2 separate regions of the Mus musculus genome follow, and region 1 is linked to region 2. A link is a loop called in an ENCODE intact Hi-C map of the cell type or tissue named here. Cell type or tissue: heart. All regions are shown on one strand. Each heading gives the region's core, and the rest is flanking DNA. Links, peaks and the distances in the headings are about the cores only.

Evidence for each region. Peaks named below come from ENCODE experiments on the same cell type or tissue, not always from the same donor. Only the 100,000 strongest peaks of a DNase experiment are listed, where the experiment ranks them.
Region 1: it touches region 2 in a loop (8-fold over the local background); 1 of 42 quality-filtered maps calls a loop at or near these places.

Annotation. Positions count from the first base shown.
Region 1 is chr4:142,141,207-142,149,532 of GRCm38, reverse strand. Kazn (kazrin, periplakin interacting protein) reads left to right here. Exons shown (of 18, transcript NM_144531.3): 9 at 2,388-2,515; 10 at 6,189-6,239; 11 at 7,737-7,860. Among named protein-coding and RNA genes, the nearest start is that of Gm35581, 18 kb to the right of the region's middle. In heart, for the core only: a CTCF peak has its summit at 5,227; no DNase peak of the experiment used is centred there.
Region 2 is chr4:142,079,743-142,088,068 of GRCm38, reverse strand. Tmem51 (transmembrane protein 51) reads left to right here and starts at 3,765. Exons shown (of 3, transcript NM_145402.3): 1 at 3,765-4,007. Tmem51os1 (Tmem51 opposite strand 1) reads right to left here and starts at 3,771. Exons shown (of 5, transcript NR_027137.1): 1 at 3,095-3,771; 2 at 2,256-2,388; 3 at 1,511-1,689; 4 at 775-1,193; 5 at 1-317. In heart, for the core only: CTCF peaks have their summits at 4,005 and 4,225 (motif pointing left); DNase peaks (open chromatin) are centred at 3,588, 4,188, 6,558 and 6,648; H3K4me3 peaks cover 3,051 bases; H3K27ac peaks cover 4,022 bases; H3K27me3 peaks cover 843 bases.

The DNA of each region.
Region 1 (8,326 bases), core at 247-8,246, 61 kb before region 2:
ACCCTTGCGGGGATCCCTACGGGGTCCAGCCGGCCTTTGAAGCCAGGTGAGAGCTGAAGACCTTATAAAACCTAAGTCTGACGCATCCCTAGACAGGATGCTGAGACCTAGCAGTAGCTCTCGCCCGCCACCTCTTGGTCAGTCCCAAGATCCAGGTGTGCAGGTGGCTCCCCAGCCTCTGGTCCGCCTCGGCTGCAGGAAACGGAGGTGCTGTTGAAGGTGGGCAGTTTGTAATAGTTGAGGCATGATTGATAAGTGACTTCCAACTACAGCCTGAGGCTGCAAGTTCCCCATCCTTGGTGGGTCTGACACTAAATTAGGGTTAGCCCAGGCTACAGAATCCACCATCGTCTGAGCCCTTCTTCCTCTACTGTCCTTGCCGCTTGCTCCTGCAGCCACATCAGAACTTTTTATTAAACATGGCTTCTCAGAGAAACTTCCAGGTTCTCTTCTTGGCTGTCAGTCTTCACACCCCCACCACAGCCCGAACTCCTCTGTGCTTTTGTAACTAGGTATTTGCACGCACGGGGTCACCCACCTCCACCCTGTGCTGTCCATGGGAGGGTGTCTGCCACATGGCTCCTCTTCCCTTTCTACCGCACACACCACAGTAGGTGCGTGTCTCACCCGGATCCTCTGCGGAGAGGCTGTCACCAGCAGTGTTCTAGTCTACTTATGTTGCCAATGCCATGACAGAAGCAACCCTGGCATCTCGCAGTTTCATGAAGGGAAATCGGAGCAGGACCCTGGAGGCAGGGACCAGAAACAGAGATGGAGGAATCCTGCTCCCTGGCTTCCTTTGCTCTCCACAGTTGCCTCAGCTTGCTTACCTATACTGCCTGCATCCTGCCCAGGGTGGCACAACCCACATTGAGCTGGGACCTTGCACGTCAGTCCTCAATCAAGGAAATGCGCCCAACACTTCCCTACATGCTAATCTGATGGAGGCAATTTCTTGGTTAAGGGTTTCTCATCCCAGATGACTCCAGCTTGTGTCAAGTTGGCATCAAAATACCAACCAGCACAGGCACCTCCCAGGTTCAGATAATAGATAATGAGCCAATGGCTCAGCAAGGGTGAGGAGCTTGCCCAGCGCCACACAGCCTGTAAAGGAACCCATCTAGGTCGGAAGTAATTCAGAGCCACCAACCAGCTACTTCCCCACTGGGCTACGTGGTCATTGGTGGCAGGAATGCTCATATGGAATGGGTGCAGAGGTAACAGTGCTCCCTCTGTGCAATGCTGTCTGGCGCTGGAACATAGGAGAGATTTGCAGCAGGACCCAGTAGACTTCTGGGCTATGGCTTCTGGGATGGGCCTTTCACTCCAGCACTGTGTATAAAGTACCTACAGAGTGTAAGACACTGAAAGCCCAGAAGCAAACAAATGTATATAAGGACCCCCATGGTGCACTCAGTGCTGGGCAGACAATGCATGTGAACATAAAGTCTGGCAATAAGAAGGTAAGAAACTGGGTGTGGCACTGTGCACTGTGAGCCCAGCCCTAAGGAAGCTAAGACTGGAAGGTCCCCCGGGTTTGCCGGCCAGCATGTCTACCTGAATCAGTGAGTTGCTGTCTCAAACAAACAACAAGGTAGATACAGTGCTGGAGAGCCTGGTTTCCATTCTCAACACCCACATGGAGGCTCACAACCTGTGACTCCAGTTCCAGAGGATCTGATACCCTCTTCTGGCCTCCGCCGGAACTTCACACATGCGGTGCACATACACATAAATAGAAGTTCATTTTAAAAGGTGGAGAGTGATTGGAGAAAATACCTGTCGACCTTTGACCTCCACATGTGTGTAGCGGCGTCACAGCGAGCGGGAGGCTGAGCCCTGGCTGATGAGGTGTTAAAGCTTGCCTCCAGGCTTCAGGGGCCAGGAACAGGGCTGTATTTTTTACCCCTACAGTGGCCAAAAGCCTGTGGCTCTGGCTTCATTGTGAGTAATAATGGAGGCAGAGAGGCCACCCTGCGGGGACCGATGGCAGTTACCATGGGCTAGGAGAGTTGGTGGTCTTGGGGCTGGGATTCAGAGACACTGGGATGTTGGAGAAAGAAAGGAGCTGACAGTGGCCTAGGGATTTCTTGTCTGGGACTCTGCTATTCTGTTGTGGTTATGGTTGCATAGTGTCTAGAAACATTCAGATAAGACTTCATAGACCCTCACCTCCCCCAAGTGAGGAGGGCATGAGCTGGATCACAAGGAAGGGGGAAGGACTCCCCTGCAGCCACCCTTAGAACAAGCAGGGCTGTGGTGCATAAGGGAAGAGCTAGCCACTACATTCACCTTCCCTCGGACTCAGTGTTTTCATCTGTACAATGGGTGTATCAGGCAGTCATTCGTGGGTCACTTACTAACCAGCTGTCCCTGTTTTCCAGCAGTCAGGGTGAGCCCCTGCCACTCAAGACAGCCCTCCGTCATCTCTGATGCTTCTGCTGCTGAAGGTGACCGGTCATCTACACCAAGCGACATCAACTCCCCAAGACACCGGACACACTCCCTCTGCAACGTAAGGCCAGCAGCGGCAGGGCCTGGGCGCTTGGGCCCTGCCCAGAAATGGCAGGGCCATGGGGTGGGATAAAGATGTGCCAACTCTTTCCTCTCGTCCACCCAGGGAACGCCGTGGCGAAGGCATTTCCCGTTCTGTTCTTTCCTTTTGCAAGAAGCGGTGGACGTGGGGAGAGAAAGAAATGAGGCCTGTTTCCTCCTATGCCCGGGAGGGTGAGCAGGGTCTGCGCAGCCTGGAACCCCGCCCAGCACACCCCGCCCAGTGTACCCCGTCTTGGGCCCTGCCTGAGACCCTGGGCCTGACTACAGGACCACCTGTCCCTATAGAATCCCACTCTCTCCTTTCACCCTGGAATGAAGCAGATTGCTGCATTTTAATTTTGAGATTCCAGTCATTTGAGACACGTTTGGTCTCTGCAGAGAGGTCCTGTGAATTTGTCTGACTTTGTTAGACAGACCTTTTTAAATTACATACTGAACATCAGCAGCTAAGAGACATGCTCCCTCCAGGAGGGCTCTGTGTGAGTCCACTGTGTGTTTGCTATAACAAAGTGGCTGAAGCTGGAAAACCTCTAAAAGAAATGACTCCTCTTAGGCTCTACGTCATAAAGTTTCCATTACGTCTCACATCATCACCCTGGGGACTAGGCTTCCAATACAACAGACCTTTGGAGGACACTCTCAAACCATAGCCAAGCCGCCACAGGTTCCCAAGCTGGTGGCCCAAAAACATCGTGTTAGCTTCCAACAGGTCAGAGGTGGGGACCGCTTTGAAATTTTGTCCCATCAACCCAGCTGATAACCCAAAGGGCTTCCCCGCCATGTCCTAATGACAGAGGTGCCACACAGAAGTGTCTTCAGGTACATAGGAAGGCCTTTTGTTTTTCCTTCTTTCTTATTAATTAATTAATTTATTTATTTATTTATTTATTTATCTATCTATTTATTTTTGTTTTGTTTTTCGAGACAGGGTTTCTCTGTATAGCTCTGGCTGTCCTGGAACTCACTCTGTAGACCAGGCTGGCCTCAAACTCAGAAATCTGCCTGCTTCTGCCTCCCAAGTGCTGGGATTAAAGGCGTGTGCCACCACTACCTGGCTTCTTATTTATTTTTATTTTATGTGCATGAGTGTTCTGCCTTCATGTATATGTCAGTGCACCATCTGTGTACACGATGCCCACGGAGGCCAGAAGAGAGTATCAGATTCCCCAGGAACTGGATTACAGGATGGATGTGAGCCATCATCTGGGTGCTAGGGACTGAACCCAGGTCCTCTGCAGGAGTAACAAGTGCTCTTAAACCCCGAGCCATCTCACCAGCCTGGGAACACATTTTCAGAAACGCAAGTTAATATTGTCTTATTAATCAACAGAACGTATGAAAACCATTACTGGCTGACTGTGGGTCTTTGCCTAAGACACTTAGGAGAGGTGCATGCTATGTATGATAACCCATAATAAACAAGTGCATACGGTTATGGAAAACCAGCAGCTTTCCCGGGTTTGAGTGAGGGAACCCTTTCCCCCATCCACAGTAATCATGAAGAATGCTTACTATCAAAGTAGCAGCAATTACAAGGACTGGAGAAACGGCTCCGTTGTTAAAAAACGTTCGCTGTGCAAGCGTGAAGAGCTAAGTCCAGTCCCCAGAATCCACCTTAAAGGGACAGGCACAGTGGAGTTCACGTGTAATCCCAGCACTGAGGAGGTGGAAACGGGAGGGTCCTTGGGGCTCCCTGACCCACTAGCTTTGTTTAGTCAGTGAGCTCAGGCCAGTGAAAGACCCTATCTCAATACAGTGAATAGTTCCTGAGAAATGATGCTGAAGTTGGTCTCTAAGCTACACACACACACTCACCCTCATGTGCACATACACACATACATACACATACACAAATTCTCTTAGAGGCAGCCGAGCCGGCTTGGACGACCGTGGGATTTCTGGCCCAGAAGCTTCAAGCTGTCTGTGGCAGGGCTAGGAGCCCTTCTTTTCCGTAGGCTGTGAAGAAGCAATGTGTCTTCTCTTTTCCACAGCCTAGGGCATGAGGCTGACAGACCACAGAGCAGAGAAAACCCCTCCAGTGTCTCTGTCATCTGTTTTTTTTCAGTTGAAGGGACTGTAGTGGACAGGGAGTTGCCTGCCTACTCTTACTTAGCACATAGGTGGAGGAGAGTCCCAGCCTTAGGCTGACACCCTTCGACAGATGCTGTCCATCTCAGTGACCCTAAGGCACTCAGGGACAGGAATGCTGCTGACAGATCCACCCATAGTTCCTGCCACCAGAACTCCATTTGACACAGGCCAGCCTCAGCCCATCCCTGCTGCCAAAAGCAACTTGGATAGATTTAGAAAAGATGGCACTTCGCAGAAGAGCTGTCTCGGCTGCCTAAGGATGGAGTTTTGCTTGCAAACCTTGAGAGTGGACTGTAAGCTGAACTGCCCTATGTGAAATCTCTCCAAACACACTTTGTTCCCAGGTGTGTGCATAGGTAAACTAAAAAGCCAGAAAATGGCTCCAGGTGACCCTCTGTCCTTGGGGATTTGACCTGGTAGCAGTCAGATCGACACAGACTGGACTAAAGAACACCTCACACTCTGGCCACTGATTAGAGCTGAAATGAAGACTCAGTACAGGGACATTAGATGTTAAGAGACCTTGGTCCAAGTGACACTTGATTTCTTCATGGGTATTGTGCTTGTAATTCCAGAAACGACCACCAGGAGTCTCCCTAGTAATGCCTTTTTAAAAATCTTCCAGGTAGAACAGATGTGTTGTGATTCGGGGATATAAGAAAAACATTTACACACCCACGGGCTATTAAGGGTTCCTTCCCTTCCCACCTGGGACATAGTTGGTGACTCATGGAAATGGCCTACCTATCCACAGGCTATCTAGTGTTCCCTACGAAGGATTTGAAAGGGGCCCAGACTTGTGTGAATGACAGGTCCTAAGGCTCAGGACATATTGTGCACTTGCTGTGGAGCCCTGCCTAGAAAGAGCGCAGAGCCAGGAGAAATGAGATGCCCTGGGTTTGAGTCCCAACTCTACTTGCTATTAGCTCTGCAAGAGACTGTCATTGGGCTCCTACTTAGACCTAAATCCCACTAACAGTTTCTGACGGCCTCTCCACAAAATAGGAGTGAGTCGCTGTGTTGGTTTCAGGGTAAGTTAGTGACCATGCAATCTTCTGAGTCCATTATTTAATTTGTTTTTGTTTTGTTTGTTTGTTTGTTTGGTATTGTTTTGTTTTTTCCTTTTCAGTGCTGGGGAATAGAACTAGGGGCTTGCTACACGTGTCTATCACTCATTTCAACTCCCTCCCCCCTTAGAATGTTCTTTCCATTAAAGCTGATTTCTGTACTTAGAAAAACAAATACCTAGCAGAACCAACCTTCCATTTAAACACGTGGACCAATTAAGGCAGGAACTTAAGCCTCAGAGGATTAAGGGTTGAAAGGCCAGGTAGGAGAGTCCCTTGGGTCCTCTGACTTGATGAGGCCCAGGGCCCATCAGTGAGCTGTGTGGAAGGGCCAGAGGGGCATTCCAGCGGGATTCCCCACGTAGAGGCAGGGCAGCCCTGGAGGAGATGGTGGCTTTCCCCCATCCTCACAGGCCACCTGTGCCCTCGTGTGTCCTGTGTCTGCTGCTTCATCTTCTTCTCCTTTGGCTATAGGGCGACAGTCCCGGCCCAGTTCAGAAGAGCCTACACAACCCTATTGTACAGGTGGGTATAGCTTCCTTGGGTGCCTGGAGCCTCCCTCCACCCCACCTTGTCCTCTCCCAGCCTTGTTGCTCTGAACTGTCAATCATCTCAATGCCAGTTTTGGGCTGCCCAAGACAGAGAGGAATAGAACCCCTCTTTGAGTCACACACGTGTGCTGGCACCCGAGCATACACTCTGCCTGACCTGGTAGGCTCACTGTGCACACTACACATCTCTATCCTGTAAGCCCACTGTGCACACCACACACCCCGTATCCTGTTGCTGCTGCGGTGAGCATCTTCCCCTTGCACCTAGGTCTCTGGATTATCGTTAGCTTCATTCTTCAAAGACGGAACCACGGGCAGTGGGCATTTCCAGCCCCTGGCTGCTGGTAGGTCTGGCCCCATTTTTGTCAACAGTATGAGAAAGGCACACAGAGAAGGTCTTGAGGGCAGCATCTCTAGTATTAAGATGTTTCACATTTTCTGTCTGTGCGCTATCCATCTGCATAAGGTTCCCCTAGATAAGACCCCAGACATACATACACTTTATATATATATTAATGACTTATTTTTATTTGATGTGCATTGGTGTTTTGCATGCATGTTTGTCTCTGCGAAGGTATCAGATCCTCTGGAACTGTAGCTACAGATAGTTGTGAGCCACAGTGTGGGTGCTGGGAATCGAAACTGGGTCTTCCAGAAGAGCAGTCGTTGCTCTTAACCACTGAGCCATCTCTCTAGCCCCAGACTACAGACATCTTTAATGCAGATTCCTGGGCCCTTCAGAATGGGAATTCCAGCCCAGGCTGGAGTCAGGGGTTGTCCTCCAAGACATTCAAAAGTGTTCTGTGGGCTTCAAGTCTAGTTTATGCCCTACCCTTTCTGTAGATAATACCAACCACGTGTAAGCACTTGGCCGTTTGTAAAGCTTTCTGCGGGTGCTATCCCACATCTGCAGTTACAAGGTCATTATCAGGGTTTCTAGGCTAGCCCCATTCTGTACTGCCAAGTTTCTAGGCTAGCCCCATTCTGCTCTGCCATGTGCTAAGGCATCAGGTCTGCACACAGTCTCTCCACCCTGCAGTAGAGTGATTGCAAGTAGTAGTCAGGTTCCTGGGTACGTCCCTGCAGGACTTTGACTGGTCCTTTAAGTCATCAAACAGAACTTAAATGATAGTAATAGTCCGAGCAGCTAGAGCAGCCCCTGGCCACTACATGGCTGTCAAGCCAGGATCAGCCTAAGTATCTTTGCCTTATATTAGCAATGCGCTCGGGACGATCTTGGCAGGTTCTGTTACTAGCTATGAGAGGCTTTAAAACTAACCTAGGTTTGCTCAGAGGGGAAGGGACAGACTCCTGGGACTCCAGCCCCAGAGCCCAGCTTCTTACCTAAGTTCTCCATCACTCGCTGCCTTCTTGACCGTGACTTAGGAAAGTCAAGTCTTGACCGTGACTTACCCACAGCTACTCTCCTCACCAGGCTAACTTCACCTTTGTTCTTCTCCCTCCGCCTCAGTCACTAGAGGATCTTGAAGACCAAAAACGGAAAAAGAAGAAGGAGAAGATGGGATTCGGCTCCATCTCTCGAGTCTTCGCCAGAGGGAAGCAACGGAAGTCCCTCGACCCGGGCCTCTTTGATGGTACCGCCCCTGATTATTACATAGAGGAAGACGCGGACTGGTGATAACCCACCGCCCTTCGCCCATTGCCCACGGGCGTGTCTGTGTGTGGATGAGCCATGGAGCGTGCGAGAGAGTGTGTGTGCGTGGGGGTGCGGAGCTTGTGTGGGGTGTGTGTGTGCACGGATGCACTCACCCTCATGGGTGTGTGTAGCTAAGCGCCTGGAACAGGCAGAAACACAAATGTGACCCCACACCCCCTCCGCGTCGTCACCTCTGTAATCGATGTACATACCACAAACCGTGTGTGACTCTGTCAACGCTGTTGTCTCCGAGAGATACACTTGTGTTTGTTTTTTCTCGTTTGTTTTTGTTTTTGTTTTTCGATGTTTTGGGGGTTTTGTTTGTTTGTTGTCTGTTTAATGCGTTGTGTTTTTGTTTTTAATTTGCCCCTTTCTCTTCCCTCCTCCTTTTTATGAAACTTGAA
Region 2 (8,326 bases), core at 178-8,177:
TTTTTTTTTAGTTTTTGATTTTTGGTGTGTGTACCACACAAAGTTATCCTCAAAAAGGGTGACCCTGATCTTCTGATCCCCCTGCCTCAGTTCCCAAAGGCACTGGGGTTACCTGCGTGCATCACCAAGCCCCGCTAGACACTCATTTTCAAGCATCACGTGTCCAGAGTTCAAGAATGGTCCATCAGACAAGCCCGCTCTAAAGAGTCCTGTGTTCCCGAGTGGGCAGTTCAGGTCTCAGCAACTGCAGTTCAGATGTCATGGGGGCTCACACAGAGCATCGCATCCTGCTGCTGCCTCTGATACTCATATTGATCCTGCAAAGGAGAGTATTCTTAGCATCACTATTTTTATTCTGTCTTCTTCTCGATGTGCTGAGGATGGGACCCGGGGCCACACGTAGGCTACGCATTTCATTATTGTAATCGTCAATACGAGACAGGGTATTACACGTAGCCCAGGCTGGCCTCAAATTTAGCTGTATACACAAGGATGACTTGCAGTTCTGATCCTCCTGCCTCCACCTCCTTAGTGCTAGGATTTCAAGAGTGTGCCACCCCACTGAGGCTTATGCCCTGCTGGGAAGAAACGCAGGTAGGGCAAACACTCTACCACTGAGCTACATCTTCAGACCCTATTTTAAGACTTATTTAACTTAATTAGTTTGTTGTTTTTGGAGAGAGTTTCATTAAGTTACTCAAGCTAGGTCTGGAGATGCAGTGTAATGGAAAAGTACTCAGTTCCCATACATGAGGCCCACGTTTCGACACTCACTGATAACAAAAGAAGGTTGCCAAGGTGACCTCAAATGTGCCATCCTCCTGCCTCAGCATCTGAAGTATCTGGGGCCATAGGCATCTGCCTCCTGTGTACCTAGCCAGCATCACTGTTTTTACATTTAAAGAAAGAAACTGAGGCCCAGAGAGAATAAGACATTTTCCCAAGGTCACACAGTTCAAAATGGCAGAGAAGCCAAAAAAAAAAAAAAAACAATAAAGACAGATCTGATGAAATCTTATCCTCTTTCTAAATCCGTGAATCAAGCTATATCCTGGTGTCTCTTGAGAGAAGAGCTTTCCAGTGGACTGTCAGCAGAAGGGCTGGTGAAATCAGCATTGGCCTATACAGCTGAGAGGCTAGATGTATCCATTCCCCGTGGCTACTGTAACAAATTGCCAGGAACTGCTGCAGGGCTTAGAGAAACAAGGTTACAGTTTTGGAGGTCAGGTAGCAGCTTCTCCCAGGCTAAAATCAGTAACAAGTGTGAGGACCCTTAGCAGGTGGGAAGTCCCTTCTGGGCTTTCTACCACATAATCTATTCCTATCATTTCCAGCTTTTCTAGGCCGCTAACATCCCTTGGCTGTCACAGGATCCCTTTCAGAAGCTTTCTCTGACCCCTTCTTCCCCTGCAACATCTCAGATACGACCGACCCTCCTACCTTCCTCTGACAAAAGCCCCTGTGACCTCTTTGGGTGACCCTGATCTCCAGATTCACAGCTTGATCATACCTGCAGTCTACCACCTAAGGTCCTGGGTTCCGGAGACTTGAGATGTGAACAGCTTTGGGCGCCCATTATCCTGCCAGCTCTTGGAAATTCTAGGTGTGGGTATTCTGAGCCAGGGCTGCAGAGACAGCCCCAGTGCTGGCAGATCCAAGAATAGAATCTTCTCATTTTTGAGGCCTCCCCTGAAAAGTCAGAAAGATCTTCCTCTTAGTGCTCTGTGAAGGTTGGATGTTTGCAGCACAGGATTCAATAGACAGCATCCATTATCCAACCCCAACCCCGATGTCCTGTGATAATAGATGCTCTGGCTAGGGTTCCTACTGCTGCAATGAAACACCATGACTGTGTGTGTGTGTGTGTGTGTGTGTGTGTGTGTGTGTGTGTGTGTATTTGGCTTAGGCTTCTACATTACTGTTCATCATTGAAGGAAATCAGGCAGGAACTCAAGCAGGGCAGGAACCTGGAGGCAGGAGCTGATGCGGAGGCCATGGAGGGATGCTGCTTACTGGCTTGTTCCTCATGATTGTTCTGACTGGTTTCTACAGCACTCAGGACCCAGAGGTCCCCACAATGGACTGCACACACACACACACACACACACACACACACACACACACACACACACACACCCTACTAATCACTAATTAAGAAAATGCCCCACAGACTTGCCCACAGCCTGATCTTATGGAGGCATTTTCTCAGTTGAGAATCCCTCAACAAATATAACTATAACTTGTGTCAAGCTCACATAAAACTAGACAGCACAATAGGTAATAGAAGTCACTGTTTGAGATTCGCATCTTTGGATCGTTTCCCCTAAGGACACATGCCTCCGGTCCTGGTGAGGTAGCAGCGTGGTGGGATAAGGAGGCAGGCAGCTCCTGGGTGGGAAGAGGTAAGAAAAAAGAAACACATTAAGGCAGAAGGTTGGACAGTGTGCGATGCGACTCTTTTAGTTTTCCTCTCAGCTCAGCTTTGGCTGTTAAGTCCTTGGTCTCTCCCCGCTTGGAAGAGACAGACCTGCCCAGCTAGATTAGATGCGGTGTAGGGGCAGGTCTAGAGCTGAATCCCGGCATGGAAAAGTACCAGTATTCCTTGCTTCCACCTCTGGGACTCTCTGAATGACCTGCCTCGAGTCTGTCAGGGTGAAATGCAAACTATAGGCCCGGGCTGTGCCGGGTGGAGAGGTTGAGGGAGAATGTTCAGGAGGCGAGGCGGGGCGGGGCGGGGGTGGGGTCACCCAGGCCGGGTTCAGAGTAAGGACGTGAAATGTTAGCAGTTACTCTTGCGCTCCGAACCTGTTTCCAAAAATGCCCTTTTCACTTCCCAAATCACAAGCCATTTCCCAATTAATCCCTTTCTATCAGTGCAAATAAGAAGTAGCAGTGTATAGAGTGTGATTGGACTCCGGAAGTATACAGCTCGGGAAGTATGTACCCAGGAATTCCAAGTGAACTTGGCTGCAGCCAAGCTGTGCGGTTTATCCAGAAAGCGGACTTTCAATCTCTCTCTCTCTCTCTCTCTCTCTCTCTCTCTCTCTCTCTCTCTCTCACACACACACACACACACACACACACACACACACACCAGTAGGAGGCGCCTTTTAACCCCAGCCGAATCCTCTGACACCCGGCTGCCCAGGGACTTCTCAAGCCTTGAACTTCAAAGAGCTGGCTGCGCACCCACGAAGCCACCCAGGTCGAGATTCAGAGCTGGCAGGGCACATAGATCTGTGCCTGGAGTCGTGGGGTTCCCAGGCAAACTTCCAGCCAGGTGAGGCGCCACTCAGTTCAGATCACCCTCCCCGGCTCCAGGCGGAGGGAGAAGCCAGCCTGTGATTCGCTGGAAAGTTTTCTGCCAAGCTGGGAACGCGCCCCTTACGGGAACACTCCCGAGCTAGACTAGGGCTCGAAGTGGCGATCCGGAGGGCGTCCGGGACACCAGAGAGTGGGAAGCTGACCGAAAGCGTGAGCTGAGAGGCTGGGAAAACTTCCCTTCCTTCCTCCTTCCCTCCTCCGCCCATCATTGGGCTTGGCTGCCTGGAGCCGCAGGAGCGGCGGCCTGCGCGCACAAGAAGGTGAGTTTACAGCCAGGTGAGGTCGCCGAACAGGGACTCCCAGCTCCCATTATCCCTCAAGTGCCCCAGTAGACAGCCATTCCCCAGCCTCAGAGTAGGAGGTCCGGGACCCTGCACTGCGTTGCAGGGCCAGGCCCTCCAGCCTGCTCCGCCCCAGGGTCCGGGTCCCCGCCTGGTGGCGTAGGGCGCAGGGTGGGCAGGTGGGCGGTGCCTCCTGCGGGCGCCCTCGGTCCCTCCCTCCTGCTCTCGCTGCTTTGGGCCGCGCTGGCTGATCGCCACAGAGGTCCCCGGGCTGCGCGCCCTCTCCACGCTGTGCTCCCCGGCTCCGGCTCCGCGGCCCGCGATTGCCTGGGGTGGGGGTGTCGCGAAACCCCCAGCCCCGGGCCTGCGGACAGAGACCAAGCGTGGCCCTTTGCCTTCGGGGTGAGTCTGCGTCCTCGCGCCGAAAAGAGCACGGTAGGGCCCGGGTTGGGTATCCGTGCGTCCGGGAGCATCATGTCGGACATGTTCCTCAGGGGACTCCACTCCGCCCCCCCCCCCCCCCCGCACCCTCTGTAGCCGCACCCGGCTGATGTGGAGTTCTCCCGCCTCCCCGCGTCGCTCTGGCTTTGGCCTCGAGGGCCCCCTGTTGGCGGGGACAGGTTCCATCCGCTTGTGCCTGGACAGAGCACCTGGGCACTTTTGAGAGGAAAGAACTTGGATAGGGCACTGAGCCGGCCGTGGGAGCCTCTGTCCTAGTAATGTAGGGGTGGACATTGTGTATTCTTACTTCCTTCTGACTGTTACCGGATTAAGAAGCAATCGAGGGGTGGAGAGCCAGCGGTCCTCCAGGGTCCTTAGTTTCTTCGCCTGTAAAATAGGAGTGACTATAGGAGCCCGAGGAGCCCTAGGCTGAGGCTAAGTATTCGCAGACCAATGACTGTAAATTAAGTTACAGGGTGCAGGGGAGAACAAAATACCGACGACATAGTAAGTTTGCTTGTAATTGATATGAATGTTGTGGGTGCATTTGAGGAGGGAACGCCAAGTTTGATTTGGCCACTTTGAGAATTTTTTTCTCACGCACAAGGTAGGAGCAGGAGACCTGTCAGTGGGGGACCCTGCAAGGTGGTGGGTTTCTCCTCTGATGATATATGTGACCCTGAGCCAGGTCCTTGGCCAATATGGAAACTTAGAGATGAAGTCAGGAGTGGAGTGAAGGGGCAGGACCTAGGCGAGTTAAGCAGGCTTGGGGGGGGGGGGTAGGGATCCCCACCTGTCCACTTCAGGGCTTCCTCTAGTTCCTCTAGCTTTTGTTTTGAAAGCAAACTTGAAGGTTGGCTTCTTAAGAGAAGGGTCAAGAGCTTTCCCACTGAGACCTGTCATTCAAAGGTCCTTGGGGGGAGTTACTCCTTTCCAAATATCTCCCTCAGAACCAGATCAAAGGTTCCCCCAACCCAGACAGAAAGAAAAGGGTGAGCAGAGAAAAAGAGACTGGTGGCCATTCTGTTGGTCATTGGGCATCACCCAAAGCCAGCCCTGTCTAATTGGGAAATCAAGGAAGTCAGCGGTAGATATGACAAGGGCTGTGTGATGATGGTGAGCCAAGTCACCTCACCCCCTCTGAGCCTGTCTCCTCCTCCAAGTCTGGAGTGCCGACCTCCTGGACTGCAATAAGGCTTTGGTGGCACACACTCTGTAATTACTGTATTAGGGGGGCTTAGAGAGAGACGAAAGTGGGTACTGGTGTAGTCATCAGGACGTTGGTATCCCTGGAGGACAGGAGAGAAAGATGTCAGAGCAGACGAGATGACAGGAACAATAATATGGAGGTCTATAGGTGTGCGGATGTGCTGGCTGGGGTACCATTTGAGTAGTGTGCATGGGTTTGTGAGCAGGTTGAGGGGAAAGTTAAAGGTCTGGGGGTTTACGATGAGATGGACTGGATAGGCAGTAGGGTGAGGGAGCTGCGGGGACGGGGGTGGAATGGGACCATCCCACAGAGGTGAGCAGAGGTAGACCAAGCATTTTGTGTAAACCAGGAGCTGCCGACAGTGGACATTGTAGACACACATCCTATTCTAGGTTTTAGGGCAGGGAGTCGTCTGACCTTACCATTCAGATAATTCTGGTGTGAGGGTTGGGGCAGTGGTCTCAGGAGTAGAGTACTTGCTTGTGATGCAAGGCCCTGGGTTCCATCCCTGGCACTGTACAAGTCACAACAACAGCAATGAGACAGTCTTAAACTTTTATTCAAAAAGACAGCCAGGAGCAGGAAATCTGGCTCTGGACAGTAGAGACACTGAGGGGCACTGTGTAGGAGACCATACAGGAGGCAAGGATCAACTTGTGACCTTCACATGTGACTGATGATCGAGGGCATGATCCCTGGACTCTGTAGGAGGCCCAAATGGCTGCTCTCTTTCCTACCAGAGAGCCCATGAGTTCCCAGGATATTGTCAGAGCCCCGGACCCTCCAGCGGTTGCTTGGGTTCCTGACGTCACAGGTTCCGGGCCTTCTCTGGCCACAGTGAGAACAGAAGAGGCCACTCCTGCTGATGTCCTCCAGGAGCAGTGTGGCCTTTCGGGTTTTTTGGGGTGGGGCCCCTGATGTACACCAGCATACTTCTGCATTTTTGCCCTTCCCTGTTCTGAGTGAGGCTGGCAGGGAACCTCTCCCGTCTCTTGTTGCAGTTGCAGATCAAAAAGAGATCCCAGGGCGGATTCTAGGGAGTCAGCGGCCCTGGGAAAGTTCCAGGAGCTTCCGTCTCTCCACGGGGCGTGAGGAATCTGCATCTGGCTGGCTGCTTCCTTTCACTTTTATGGTCAATGCCCTGGCACTCAGGGATACATCCTGCACTTAGCAGCCTCGGAAACACCCTCCGTGTGTGTGTGTGTGTGTGTGTGTGTGTGTGTGTGTGTGTGTGTGTGTGTGTGTGTGTGTGTGAAGTCTCTCATTGCCTGGAGGCAACAGGAGGATCCTGGAGTGTGGCAGGTGGAGGGGAGCGTCTAGCTGTCCGTACACCACATCCATGGGACCCGCTCATGTAACTCAGAAAGACCAGAGACCTGCAGCAGATAGGTGCGCATCTCCCTTCTGGGGTCCTTCATGCGATCCTGGGGGTGGGGCCTGGTGGTCACATGGGGGACAGCTTGGATGATTCCATAGTTTCTGGGTCTTTCTGGACGTTCCATCTACTCCTGCTTCCTCCCAGCCTGGACAGGTGGCGCAGCCTAGCATGGCCTGACAGTGTATTCTCCCCCCCACCCCCCCGCCCCCGCGCGCGCGCATCCCCTCCTCCAGCCCTTGGCGCCAGGCCTCCTCTCCTGGGAGCTCTTGTTTGGTTTTCCTTCCCTGCCACAGGCCAGGCTGCCCCGACCATTTCCAGATGGTCCAAGACAGGGGCCAGAAATCTCACAGGTGGGTCTGTGCTAAGCTGTTGCAGCCACCACACCTTGGGTTGATTCTCTCAAGCCCCAGCCCCATCTCAGAATGGCAGCTTGGCCCTGGCACTCTGCCTGCCTGCCGCCGTTCAGCTGTTCCTTCCCTCTGGCTCCTTTCTCCCCTGGCCTAGATTTACAGGCTCAGCTGCCCTCACATTTGCATGCCGGTCACTTTAGGACCTAGGATGTTGGAACCAGCAGCAGGGGGACCTTAGCTTCAGAAGTCCAATCTCCTAATCTTACCAATAGGGAAACTGAGGCCTGAGGAGAGGGAAGAGCATGCCTGAGATTAAAGCCAGGTCCAGGCCTTGGTTTTCCCAGTTCTGTCTTAGATGATTTATTGTTATATTTTATTTACTACTGGTGTGTATGTGTAGGTGCGTGCACGCCAAGGCATGTGTATAGAGGCCAGAGGAAAACCTTTGGCAGTCAGTTGTCTCTTCTTCCTTGATTTCTGGGGGGGATGGGAACTCAGGTCGTCAGCCTTGGCAGCAAACATCTTTACCTGCGGAGCCATCTCACCAGGCTGTCTTGGATGTTTCTCAGAACCCTCCTGTTTGTTTGTCTGCTGTGTGACAATCTCACGGAGCCCAAGCTGACTTTGAACTCTGTATGTAGCTGAGGGTGGCTTCTGGTCCTCCTGCCTCACCTCCTGAGTATAAGGGCTATCGATATCCAACACCACACCCAGCTTATGTGGGGCTGGAGCTGGGGCCCCTTGCTCGGGTTTACCATTGTCAGATCCTGTCTGCTCATTGTCATCTGGAAGGGGGCTGCTGGTGACATGTCTGACACTCCCCTCATCCACTGAGCCATACAGGTGTCTCTGCATCTGCAGACTAAGGAAACCGCTGCTGCTCCAGATGTCAAACACACACATGCCTTGTAAGGACAGGAAGGGACTGTGTCATAGACCCAGCAACACTGGCTGTAAAGCTGGCTGAACTTACTCTGCAGTGCTACGTCTGGTTTTGCATCCTGAAGGGACAAGTTTTCCCCTACACGCTCCGACATGCTAGACTCATGACCTTCTAAATGGTGGCGATCAGCAATTCAGGAGTCTGCCTTTTAGGGTCAGTTCAGTCAGGACACTTCCTTGACTCTAACACAATTCAAGGTGCATGGGGCTTCGTGGTCCACGTTTCCGTGTGTGTCGAGGAGACATCTGATCCTCATGAGGTCTTTAGAAAGAGGAAGCTGGCATTTGGATGGGGCTGCTGGGAGCCCAAGGTCACACAGAGGAAGAGTCTAATTTTAGCTGTGTTCATTTTAAGCCAACCAGTGGTACCACCCCTGGTACCATGGCTTCGCCAGACTAG